Linked DNA regions of Homo sapiens: region 1 is linked to region 2. Evidence: read pairs that join two places in POLR2A ChIA-PET (ENCODE). Cell type or tissue: PC-9. All regions are shown on one strand. Links, peaks and the distances in the headings refer to the core of each region. The heading gives the core; the rest is flanking DNA. Region 1 overlaps ITGAL (integrin subunit alpha L). Region 2 has its middle 9.6 kb from the start of PRR14.

Region 1 (5,371 bases), core at 135-5,134, 150 kb after region 2:
TCCACATATATGTATATATTTATGTGTGTGTATAGTGGGGTGGGTGTCTAACTAGAGATTAAACTTTTTTTCTTTTTTCTTTTTTTTTGAGACAGAGTTTTGCTCTGTCACCCAGGCTGGACTGCAGTGGTACGATCTCGGCTCACTGCAACCTGTACCTCCAGAGTTCAAGAGATTCTCCTACCTCAGCCTCCCGAGTAGCTGGGATTACAGGTGCATGCCACCATGCCTGGCTAATTTTTTGCATTTTTATAGAGACGGACTTTCACCATGTTGGCCAAGCTGGTCTCGAACTCCTGACCTCAAATGATCTGCCAGCCTCAGCTTCCCAAAGTGCTGGGATTACAGTGTGAGCCACCACACCCAGCTAGAGATTAAATTTTAGAGTCATTTCTTCTTTTTTTTTTTTCACTGCAACCTTAACCTCCCAGGCTCAAGTGATCCTCCCATCTCAGCCTCCCAAGTAGCTGGGACCACAGGCATGCACAACCATGCCCAACTAATTTTTTTTTTTTTTTTGAGACAAAGTCTCTCTCTGTCACCCAGGCTGGAGTGCAGTAGTGCAATCTCGGCTCACTGTAACTTCCGCCTCCCAGGTTCAAGTGATTCTCCTGCCTCAGCCTCCCAAGTAGCTGGGACTACAGGTGCGTGTCACCACGTCCAGCTAATTTTTTTGTGTTTTTAGTAGAGACGGGGTTTCACCATGTTGGCCAGGCTGGTCTTGAACTCTTGACCTCAGGTGCTCTTGGACAATTCAAGAGGAGGAAGCCTTAAAAAGGAGTGGCCAGTCCTCTTACTAATAAGGCAGGTTGTTTTAAAATGTGCCTGGGATTTAATATATAGGTGTGACTGATGATACAGAGAGTCACTGTCATTGAAAGAAGTTTACTAGCCACAGTTCCAAGAGGGAGTAGGCACTGGATGCCATGCAGGGCCAGAGAGGGAAACACTACATTAGTGAAGAGGCAGGAGGAGCCAGGGAAGAGCATGGCCCAGAGCTCTTCTTGTGGTTTCCACAAGGAAGGGTGGCGAGCTAGGTTGGCAAGTTCAAGCAAGTTTAGGATTGCACAGTTTGAATAATTTTGGCTGGCTCTGGGCTATAGCGGTGGCCTCTGGTTGACTGATGCCTGGCTCTGAGCTGATTTAGGGCAGAGGAACTATCGGCTTATTGTGTAAGGATTAGACAAAGGAGGTGGCTGAGGATATGGGCTCGGAATTGGCTGGTTTGCATATAAAAGGCCTTTTTTTTTTTTTTTTTTTTAAGACGGAGTCTCGCTCTGTCATCTTGGCTGGAGTGCAGTGGCATGATCCTCAGTTCACTGCAACCTCCGCCTCCTGGGTTCAAGCGATTCTCCTGCCTCAGCCCCCTGAGTAGCTGGAATTAAAGGCACCCGCCATCATGCCCGACTAATTTTTGTATTTTTAGTAGAGATGGGGTTTTGCCATGTTGGCCAGGCTGGTCTCGAACTCCTGACCTCAGGTGATTCACCTGCCTCAGCCTCCCAAAGTGCTGGGATTACAGGTGTCAGCCACTGTGCTCGGCCCTGTTTGTTGAGACAGAGTCTTGCTCTTTTGCCCAGACTGGTGCGCAGCTGCGTGATCTCCACTCACTGCAACCTCCTCCTCTCAGGTTCAAACGTTTCTCCTGCCTCAGCCTCCAGAAGAGCTGGGACTACAGGCATGCGCCACCATGCCTGGCTAACTTTTGTATTTTTAGTAGAGACAGGGTTTCACCATGTTGGCCATGCTGGTCTTGAACTCTTGACTTCAGGTGATCCACCTGCCTCAGCCTCCCAAACTGCTGGGATTACAGGCATGAGCCACTAGGACCAGCTACAAGGCATATTCACAGGCAAGTTGTTTACTATCTCTAGGAATTTGCCTACCCTGGGAGAGGTAGTCTTTTCAGGATTAGCACGGCCCCAAGATGTCAAAGCATCAGAAAATACAGACAATAAATTATGAATGTTATAGCCATATTTAAACTCTGACTTTGTTCATGCTGGTTGCTTAACTGCTTTCATTATTGTTTTGGAAGCCAGGCTGAGCGACCATCTGACCTCAACAACCAGAAGATCCCAGCAGAAAAGAGAAGTACTCACCCAAATAGCCTGCTCTCACTTCTGGTGTCAATGGTTCATTCCCAATAAATGTGTCATCCTGCAGGTCTGCCTTCAGGTCAAGAAAGCCCCCAGCCCAGTCCTTGGCTCCTACTGCCCCCACGACTGCATGGCCCTGCCCAGGGAAGGAGATGAGCGGGTCAGCTACCCACCGACCCACCCCCCAGAGCCAACTGCACTCCCTGCAGCCCATTGCTCCAGCCCAGCACGCACCCTGCTGAGGTCAGCACTGATGCCGCTGGAGGACAGCTCCATGTTGAAGGAAGTCAGGTCCTGTTTGCTTGTGCCTGGGGAACAAAGCAGAGAACAGGTGAGACCCAACAGCAGTAAATGCAGTGAAAAAAATTCATGGCAGGACGGGGAAGAAGTGAGGTATTTACTTCTGGGTAAGGTAGAAGGCATGCATGTGAGGGTCAGGCAGACCCAGGAAGTGGCTTAATGCGGAGTTGGCTTTTACCCTGGGAGTCCCAGATTTGTTTGTTTTTTGTTGTTGAAACAAGGTCTTGCTCTGTTGCCCAGGTTGGAGTGCAGTGGCGCAATCACAGCTCACTGCAGCCTCAACCACCCAAGCTCAAGCAACCCTCCGGGCTTAGCCTCCTGGATAGTGGGGACTATAGGCACACACCATCACACCTGGCTAATTTTTTTTTTTTTTTTTTTTTTTTTGAGATGGAGTCTCTCTCTGTCACCGAGGCTGGAGTGCGGTAGTGCAATCTCAGCTCACCACAGCCTCTGCCTCCTGGGTTCAAGCGATTCTCCTGCCTCAGCCTCCCGAGTAGCTGGGATTATAGGTGCACCACCATGCCCAGCTAATTTTTGTATTTTTAGTAGAGATGGGGTTTCACCATGTTGGCCAGCCTGGTCTCGAACTCAGGTGATCCACCCGCCTCGGCCTCCCAATGTGTTGGGACAATGACAGGTGTGAGCCACTGTGCCCAGCCTCCAGATTTGAATATCCAATTACTCATCTCCATGTGTCCAAGACTCAGCTCTTGGTTTCTGCTCTGACTCAGGCTTCTCACTTCAATGAATGGCACCCCCACTCACCTAATGAACCATGCTAAGAAACCAAATCCACCTGGAGTCTTCTCTATACTCCATCTCATCTCCAACACATCACCAAATCATGATACTCCTGCCTTTGAAATACACCCTTTTTCTTTTTTTTTTTTTTGAGACAGGGTCTTGCTGTGTTGCCCAGGCTGGAGTGCAGTGGTGTGATCATAGCTCACTACAGTCTCAAACTCCTAGGCTGAAGAGATCCTCCTGCCTCAGCATCCCAAGTAGCTGGGACTACTGGTATGCACCACCGTGCCTGGCTTATATAGCTTCTCCTTAAGAACTCTTCACTGGCTGTGCGTGGTGGCTCATGCCTGTAATCCCAGCACTTTGGGAGGCCAAGGCAAGCAGATTACCTGAGGTCAGGAGTTTGAGACCAGCCTGACCAGCATGGTGAAACCCTATCTCTACTAAAAGTACAAAAATTAGCTAGGCATGGTGGGACATGCCTGTAATCCCAGCTACTTGGGAGGCTGAGGCAGGAGAATTGCTCGAGGCTGGGAGGCTCAAAAACAACTGGAGGTTGCAGTGAGCCAAGATCGCACCACTGCTCTCCAGCCTGGCTGACACAGTGAAACTCTGTCTTGAAAAAAAAAAAAGCCAGGCACAGTGGCTCACACCTGTAATCCTAGCACTTTGGGAGGCCAAGGCGGGCAGATTACCTGAGGTTAGGAGTTCAAGACCAGCCTGGCCAATATGGTGAAACCCCGTCTCTACTAAAAATACAAAAAATTTATCTGGGTGTGGTGGCAGGCGCCTGTACTACTAGCTACTTGGGAGGCTGAGGCAGGAGAATCGCTTGAACCGAGGAGGCTGAGGTTGCAGTGAGCCAAGATCACACCACTGCACTCCAGCCTGGTGACAGAGCAAGACTGTCTCAAAAAACAAAACAAAACAAAACAAAAAACCTCTTCATGGGCTGGGCACAGTGGCTCACGCCTGTAATCCCAACACTTTGTGAGGCTGAGGCAGAAGACTTGCTTGAGCCCAGGAGTTAAAGATCAGGCTGGGCAATATAGTAGAAACTCTGTCTCGGCCGGGCGTAGTGGCTCATGCCTGTAATCCCAGCACTATGTGAGGCTGAAGCAGGAAGATTGCTTGAGCCCAGGAGTTCAAGACCTGCTTAGGCAATATAGTAGAAACTCTTTTTTTTTTTTTTTTTTTTTTGAGACGGAGTCTCACTCTGTCGCCCAGGCTGGAGGGCGGTGGCACAATCTTGGCTCACTGTGAACTCCACCTCCAGGATTCACGCCATTCTCCTGCCTCAGCCTCCCGAGTAGCTGGGACTACAGGCGCCCGCCACCACGCCTGGCTAAGAAACTCTTGTCTCTACAAAAAATTTAAAAATTAGCCAGGTGTGGTGGTGTGTATCTGTAGTCCCAGCTACTCAGGAGGTCAAGGTGGGAGGACTGCTTGAGCCCAGGAGTTTGAGGCTGCAGTGAGCCGTGATCGCACTACTGCACTCCAGTCTGGGCAACAGAGTGAGTCCCTGTCTCAAAACAACAACAACAAAAAACTCCTTCATGATTTCTCATCGATCTTCACACTGAAATCCAAACTCTTTCTGAGGGCCTGGAAGACCCTTACCTCCCTGCCAACCTTCTCTCTCCCTTCCTCACTGCGCTTCGGTCACACTGAACTTTTTCCATTTTCCTGGCATGCCGAGCCCTTTCCCCGCCCCTGGGCTTGCACCTGTGCTTCTCTCTGCCCTCATTCCACCTTTCTCACATTGCTGTTTGAATCTCATCTTTCATATCTCAGCTTAAAAGCCAGTTGAGAGTGAGTTTTTTTTAAAAACTTTTTTTTAAAAAATCACTTTTCATTTTTATTAATTATTTAGACATGGCTTCTTGCTATGCTGCCCAGGCTGGACCATTGCTGCTGATTTTTTTTTTTTTTTTGAGACAGTTTTGCTCTTGTCACCCAGGCTGGAGTACAGTGTCACAATCTCAGCTCACTGCAACCTCTGCCTCCTGGGTTCAAGCGATTCTCCTACTTTAGCCTCCCAAGTAGCTGGGTGACCTCAAGTGATCCGCCTGCCTCAGCCTCCCAGAGTGTTGGGATGACAAGCGTGAGCCACCACGCTCAGCCCATTGCTTCTTTAACTGAACCGAACACCAAGGCTGTGTCCTAGCAAAGGAGACTTTCCTGTAGGAATCACATATCTTTCAGTCAAGTAAGCTTCCTGGGGA
Region 2 (5,371 bases), core at 182-5,181:
CAAAAGGGCACATTGCAGAGCTACAGGAGAATGCTTCCCAGAGAAGGTGATGAACAATGTGACTTTAAGGAAAGGGAGTTGGGAAGGAAGACTGTGCATCAGTCATCACTGCAAGTGCAGAGATCCAGGGGCAGAAATTGAGGAGAATGTAGATAATTTGGTTGTCAGCCCATCAGAGCTAACACATGCCTTTTTTTTCTTGAGACAGAGTCTGGCTTGGTCACCCAGGCTGGGTGCATTGGCGTGATCATAGCTCACTGTAGCCTTGACCTCCCAGGCTCAAGTGATCCTGCCACCTCAGCCTCCCAAGTAGCTAACACTACAGGCACATGCCACCACACCCGGGTAATTAAGAAACAATTTTTGGGCTGGGTGCGGTGGCTTATGCCTGTAATGCCAACACTTTGGGAGGCTGAGGTGGGCAGATCATTTGAGGTCAGGAGTTCAAGACCAGCCTGGCCAACATGGCAAAACCCCGTCTCTAACAAAAATACAAAAAATTAGCCCAGTGTGGTGGCTCGAGCCTGTAATCCTAGCTACTTGGGAGGCTGAGGCAGGAGAATGCTTGAACCCGGGAGGTGGAGGTTGCAGTGAGCTGAGATCATGCCACTGCACTCCAGCCTGCCCGAAAGAGCAAGACTCTGCCTTAAAAAAAAAAAGAAAAAAAAGAAAAATTTTTATAGAGATAAGGGTGGTCTCGCTATGTTGCCCAGGCTAGTCTTGAACTCCTGGGCTCAAGTGATCCTCCTGCCTCAGCCTCCCAAAGCTCTGGGATTACAGGTGTGAGCCACTGGGCCTGGCCACACGTCTTAAAAAAAAAAAAAGTTTTTTTTGTTTGTTTGTTTTGTTTTTTCTTTTTTGAGACAGAGTCTCGCTCTGTCACCAGGCTGGAGTGCAGTGGCACAATCTCGGGTCACTGCAACCTCCGCCTCCTGGATTCAAGCAATTCCCCTGCCTCAGCCTCCGGAGTAGCTGGGACTATAGGCACGTGCCACCATGCCCAGCTAATTTTTTGTATTTTAGTAGAGACGGGGTTTCACCATGTTGGCCAGGCTGGTCTCAATCTCCTGACCTCGTGATCTGCCCACCTCGGCCTCCCAAACTGCTGGGATTACAGGCATGAGCCACTGTGCCCGGCCAAAAAAAAAAAAAAAAGTTTTGAACACTCCTTTTACTCTGATGAAATTAATGAATAGATAAATAAAACATCTATAATACTACTTTTAAAAGTCAATATAGGCTGGACACATTGGCTCATGCCTGTAATCCCAGCACTTTGGAAGGCCAAGGCAAGCAGATCACCTGAAGTTGGGAGTTTGAGACCAGCCTGGCCAACATGGCAAAACTGCGTCTCTACTAAAAATACAAAAAATTAGCTGGGCATGGTGGTGTGCACCTGTAATCCCAGCTACTCAGGAGGCTAAGGTGTGAGAATTGCTTGAACTGGGGAGGCAGAGGTTGCAGTGGGCCAAGATCGTGCTGCTGCAGTCCAGCCTAGACTCTGTCTCAAAAATAAATAAATAAATAAATAAATAAATAAATAAATAAATAAATAAATATTACAGGCTGGGCGCGGTGGCTCACGCCTGTAATCCCAGCACTTTGGGAGGCCGAGATGGGTGGATCACCTGAGGTTGGGAGTTTGAGACCAGCCTGACCAACATGGAGAAACCCCGTCTCTACTAAAAGTACAAAATTAGCTGGATGTTGTGGCACATGCTTGTAATCCCAGCTACTCGGGAGGCTGAGGCAGGAGAATCACTTGAACCCGGAAGGCGGAAGCTGCAGTGAGCCGAGATCGCACCATTGCACTCCAGCCTGAGCAATAAGACCGGAACGCCATCTCAAAAAATAAAAAAATAAATAAATAAAAATAAAATAAAAAATAAATGTTACAACTACACGGTGGGCATGGTGGCTCACAACTGTAACCCCAGCTACTTGGGAGGCTGTGATGGGAGGATTGTTTGAAGCCAGGAGTTCAAGACTCCCATCTCTAACAGAAAATAAAGAAAAATAAATTGAACTAGTGGTTACTCTTGTGGTAGGGTAGTAACTAGGAGGGACATGAGCCTTTAGGATGCTACAGATGTTTTGTTTTGCTTTGTAGAGACAGGGTCTCTGCTGGAGAGAAGTAGAGTAAAGAAAAAAAAAAGGAGGGAGGGTCTTGCTCAGTTGCCCAGGCTTGAGTGCAGTGTTGCGATCATGGCTCACTGCAACCTTGAACTCCTGAGCTCAAGCAATCCTCCCACCTCAGCCTCCTAAGTAGCTGGGACTACAGGTGTGAACCCCCATGCCCAGCTAAATATATATGTATATATTTTTTGTTTTGTTTTGTTTTTGTAGAGAGGGGGTCTCACTCTGTTGTCCAGGCTCCTCTTGAACTCCTGGCCTCACCCATTCCTCCCCAGCCTCAGCTCCCAAAGGGCTGGGACTGTAGTCATGAGCCACCACACCCAGCCAATGTTTTGGTTTCTTGATATGGGTACTGGTTTCTTGATATGGGTGTGTTTACTTTGTGACAATGCATTGAGCCTACACTTAGGGTTTGTGCACTTTTCTGTATTACATTATTCTTTAAAAAATTTTTTAAATACGCTGGGAGCAGTGGCTCACGCCTGTAATCCCAGCATTTTGGGAGGCTGAGGCAGGCAGACTGCTTGAGTTCAGGAGTTTGAGACCAGCCTGGGCAATATGGCATAACCCTGTCTCTAAAAAAAAAAAAAAATTAGCCAGGAATGGTGGTGTGAGCCTGTAGTCCCAGCAACTCCGGAGGCTGAGGTGGGAGGATGGCTTAAGCCCAGGAGGCAGAGGTTGCAGTGAGCTGAGATGCCACGACTGCAATCCAGCCTGGGCAACAGAGCCAGAACCTGTCTCTCTCTCTCTCTCTCTCTCTCTCTCTATATATATATATTTTGGCTGGGCGCAGTGGTTCATGCCTGTAATCCCAGCACTTTGGGAGGCCGAGGCAGGTGGATCACGAGGTCAGGAGTTCAAGACCAGCCTGGCCAATATGGTGAAACACCATCTCTACTAAAAATACAAAAATTAGCTGGGCATAGTGGTGCATGCCTGTAGTCCCAGCTACTCAGGAGGCTGAGGGAGGAGAATCTCTTGAACCTAGAAGCGGAGGTTGCAGTGAGCTGAGATTGCACCACTGCACTCCAGCCTAGGCAACAGAGCAAGACTACATCTCAAAAAAATAAAAATTTAAGTAATGTATATGTCAGTATGTAATGCTTGGGTAGGGCTTTGCTAGGAGATTTGGTGAAGTTGTCATATTGAAGTTGTCATATGCTTGTACCCCCCATTTTTTCCCCACTACCTTTTTCTTCCAATTAAGCTGAGCTTCCCTGAGTCCTGAATAATCCTTTCACCTCCCAATCCCTGCAGATCCCGCCTCAGATGCTGAACCTTGTGCTCTAATTCCGTGGCCTGAAAGCAGTGGCTCTCCTCAGGGGCAGTGCCACCCCTTAGGGGTTGTTTTGTGAATTTTTAGGAGGGGGTGTTTTGGTCGCAGTGAGTGATGGAGGACCTCTGGCATTAATGGGTTAACCCATGGGGATCAGTTGTGTCCTACACAGTGCCAGACAGTCTCACTTAGTGAAAAACTGTCCCTCCTCCACCATCATTTGCAGAATGCCCCATGGCCATCCATGTACATGAGAACAGGTTAATAACTGAGTAGAGAATCTAAATTCATTTTTTATATAAACACGAACATATACGCATGGTTTTAATCCTGACTTTTCATGATTACAGGTGCACACCAGCATGCTCAGCTAATTTTTGTATTTTTAGTAGAGACAGGTTTCATCATGTTGGCCAGGCTGGTCTTGAACTCCTGACCTCAAGTGATCCACCTGCCTCACCTCCCAAAGTGCTGGGATTATAGGCATGACCACCACGTCCAGCCCTAATTTTTATTTTAAGAGACAGGGTCTTGCTCTGTTGCTCAGGCTGGAGTGCAACGGTGCAGGCATGGCTCACTGCAGCCTCTAGCCACTGGGCTCAAGCGATCCTCCCGCCTAAGCCTCCTGAGTAGTTGGGACTACAGGCACGCACTGCCACGCTCAGCTAAGTTTTTATGTTTTAATTTTTTGTAGAGACAGGGTCTTGTTTTGTTACCCAGGTTATCTTGATCTCTTGGACCCCAGCAGTCCTACCACTTCGGCCTCCCAAAGTGCTGGTATTATAGGCATGAGCACCTGACTCTGTTTTCTTGTTTTATTTATTTATTTTTTTTGAGACAGGGTGTCACTCTTTTGCCTAGGCTGGAGTGCAGGGGCACAATCTCACCTCATTGCAACCTCTGCCTCCCAGGCTCAAGGGATCCTCCCACCTCCACCTCCCAAGTAACCGGGACTACAGGCGCACACCACCATGCTAGGACAATTTTTTATTTTTTGAGAAGGAGTCTTGCTCTGTTGCCCAGGCTGGAGTGCAGTGGTGCAATCTTGGCTCACTGCAACCTCTGTTTCCTGGGTTCAACCAATTCTCCTGCCTCAGCCTCCCGAGTAGCTGGGATTACAGGCACCTGCCACCACACCCTGATAATTTTTGCTTTTCTTTTTTTTTGAGATGGAATCTCACTCTGTTGCCCAGGCTGGAGTGCAGTGGCATGATCTTGGCTCATTGCAACCTCTGCCTCCCAGGTTCAAACAATTCTCTGCCTCAGCCTCCCAAGTACTGGGATTACAGGTGGCTGCCACCACACCCAGCTAATTTTTGTATTTTTAGTAGAGACGGGGTTTCACCATATTGGTCAGGCTGGTCTTCAACTCCTGACCTCGTGATCCACCCGCCTCGGCCTCCCAAAGTGCTGGGATTACAGGCATAAGCCACCGCATCCGGCTGCTAGGACAATTTTTTATTTATTTATTTTTGTTGTTGTTGAAACAGAGTCTTGCTCTGTCGCCCAGGCTAGAGTGCAGTGGTGTGATCTCGGCTCACTGCACCCTCTGCCTCCTGGGTTCCAGCAATTCTCCTGCCTCAGCCTCCTAGGTAGCTGGGATTACAGGCGCCTGCCACCACATCTGGCTAATTTTTGTATTATTTTATTTCATTTTATTTTGTAGAGGCGGGGTTTCGCCATGTTGGCCAGGCTGCTCTCAAACTCCTGTCCTCAGGTGATCCTCCCGCCTCAGCCTCCCAAAGTGCTGGGATTACCAGCGTGAGCCACTGCGCCGGTCCGTTGTTGTTGTTGTTGTTGTTGTTGTTGTTGAGACAGAGTTTTGCTCTTGTCATCCAGGCTGGAGTGCAATAGTGCCATCTCAACTCACTGCAACCTCCGCCTCCCAGGTTCAAGTGATTCTCCTGCCTCAGCCTCCCCAGTAGCTGGGATTACAGGTGCCCACCACCATGCCCGGCT

What was found. Peaks named below come from ENCODE experiments on the same cell type or tissue, not always from the same donor. Only the 100,000 strongest peaks of a DNase experiment are listed, where the experiment ranks them.
Region 1: POLR2A ChIA-PET joins it to region 2 with 11 read pairs; 12 of 35 experiments call an interaction of 5 or more read pairs at or near these places.

What each region holds. Positions count from the first base shown.
Region 1 is chr16:30,486,118-30,491,488 of GRCh38, reverse strand. It overlaps ITGAL (integrin subunit alpha L), which reads right to left. Exons shown (of 31, transcript NM_002209.3): 10 at 2,334-2,407; 11 at 2,103-2,235. Among named protein-coding and RNA genes, the nearest start is that of ITGAL-AS1, 11 kb to the left of the region's middle. In PC-9, for the core only: no CTCF peak of the experiment used is centred there; a DNase peak (open chromatin) is centred at 2,538.
Region 2 is chr16:30,638,661-30,644,031 of GRCh38, reverse strand. No RefSeq gene overlaps it. Among named protein-coding and RNA genes, the nearest start is that of PRR14, 9.6 kb to the left of the region's middle. In PC-9, for the core only: no CTCF peak of the experiment used is centred there; no DNase peak of the experiment used is centred there.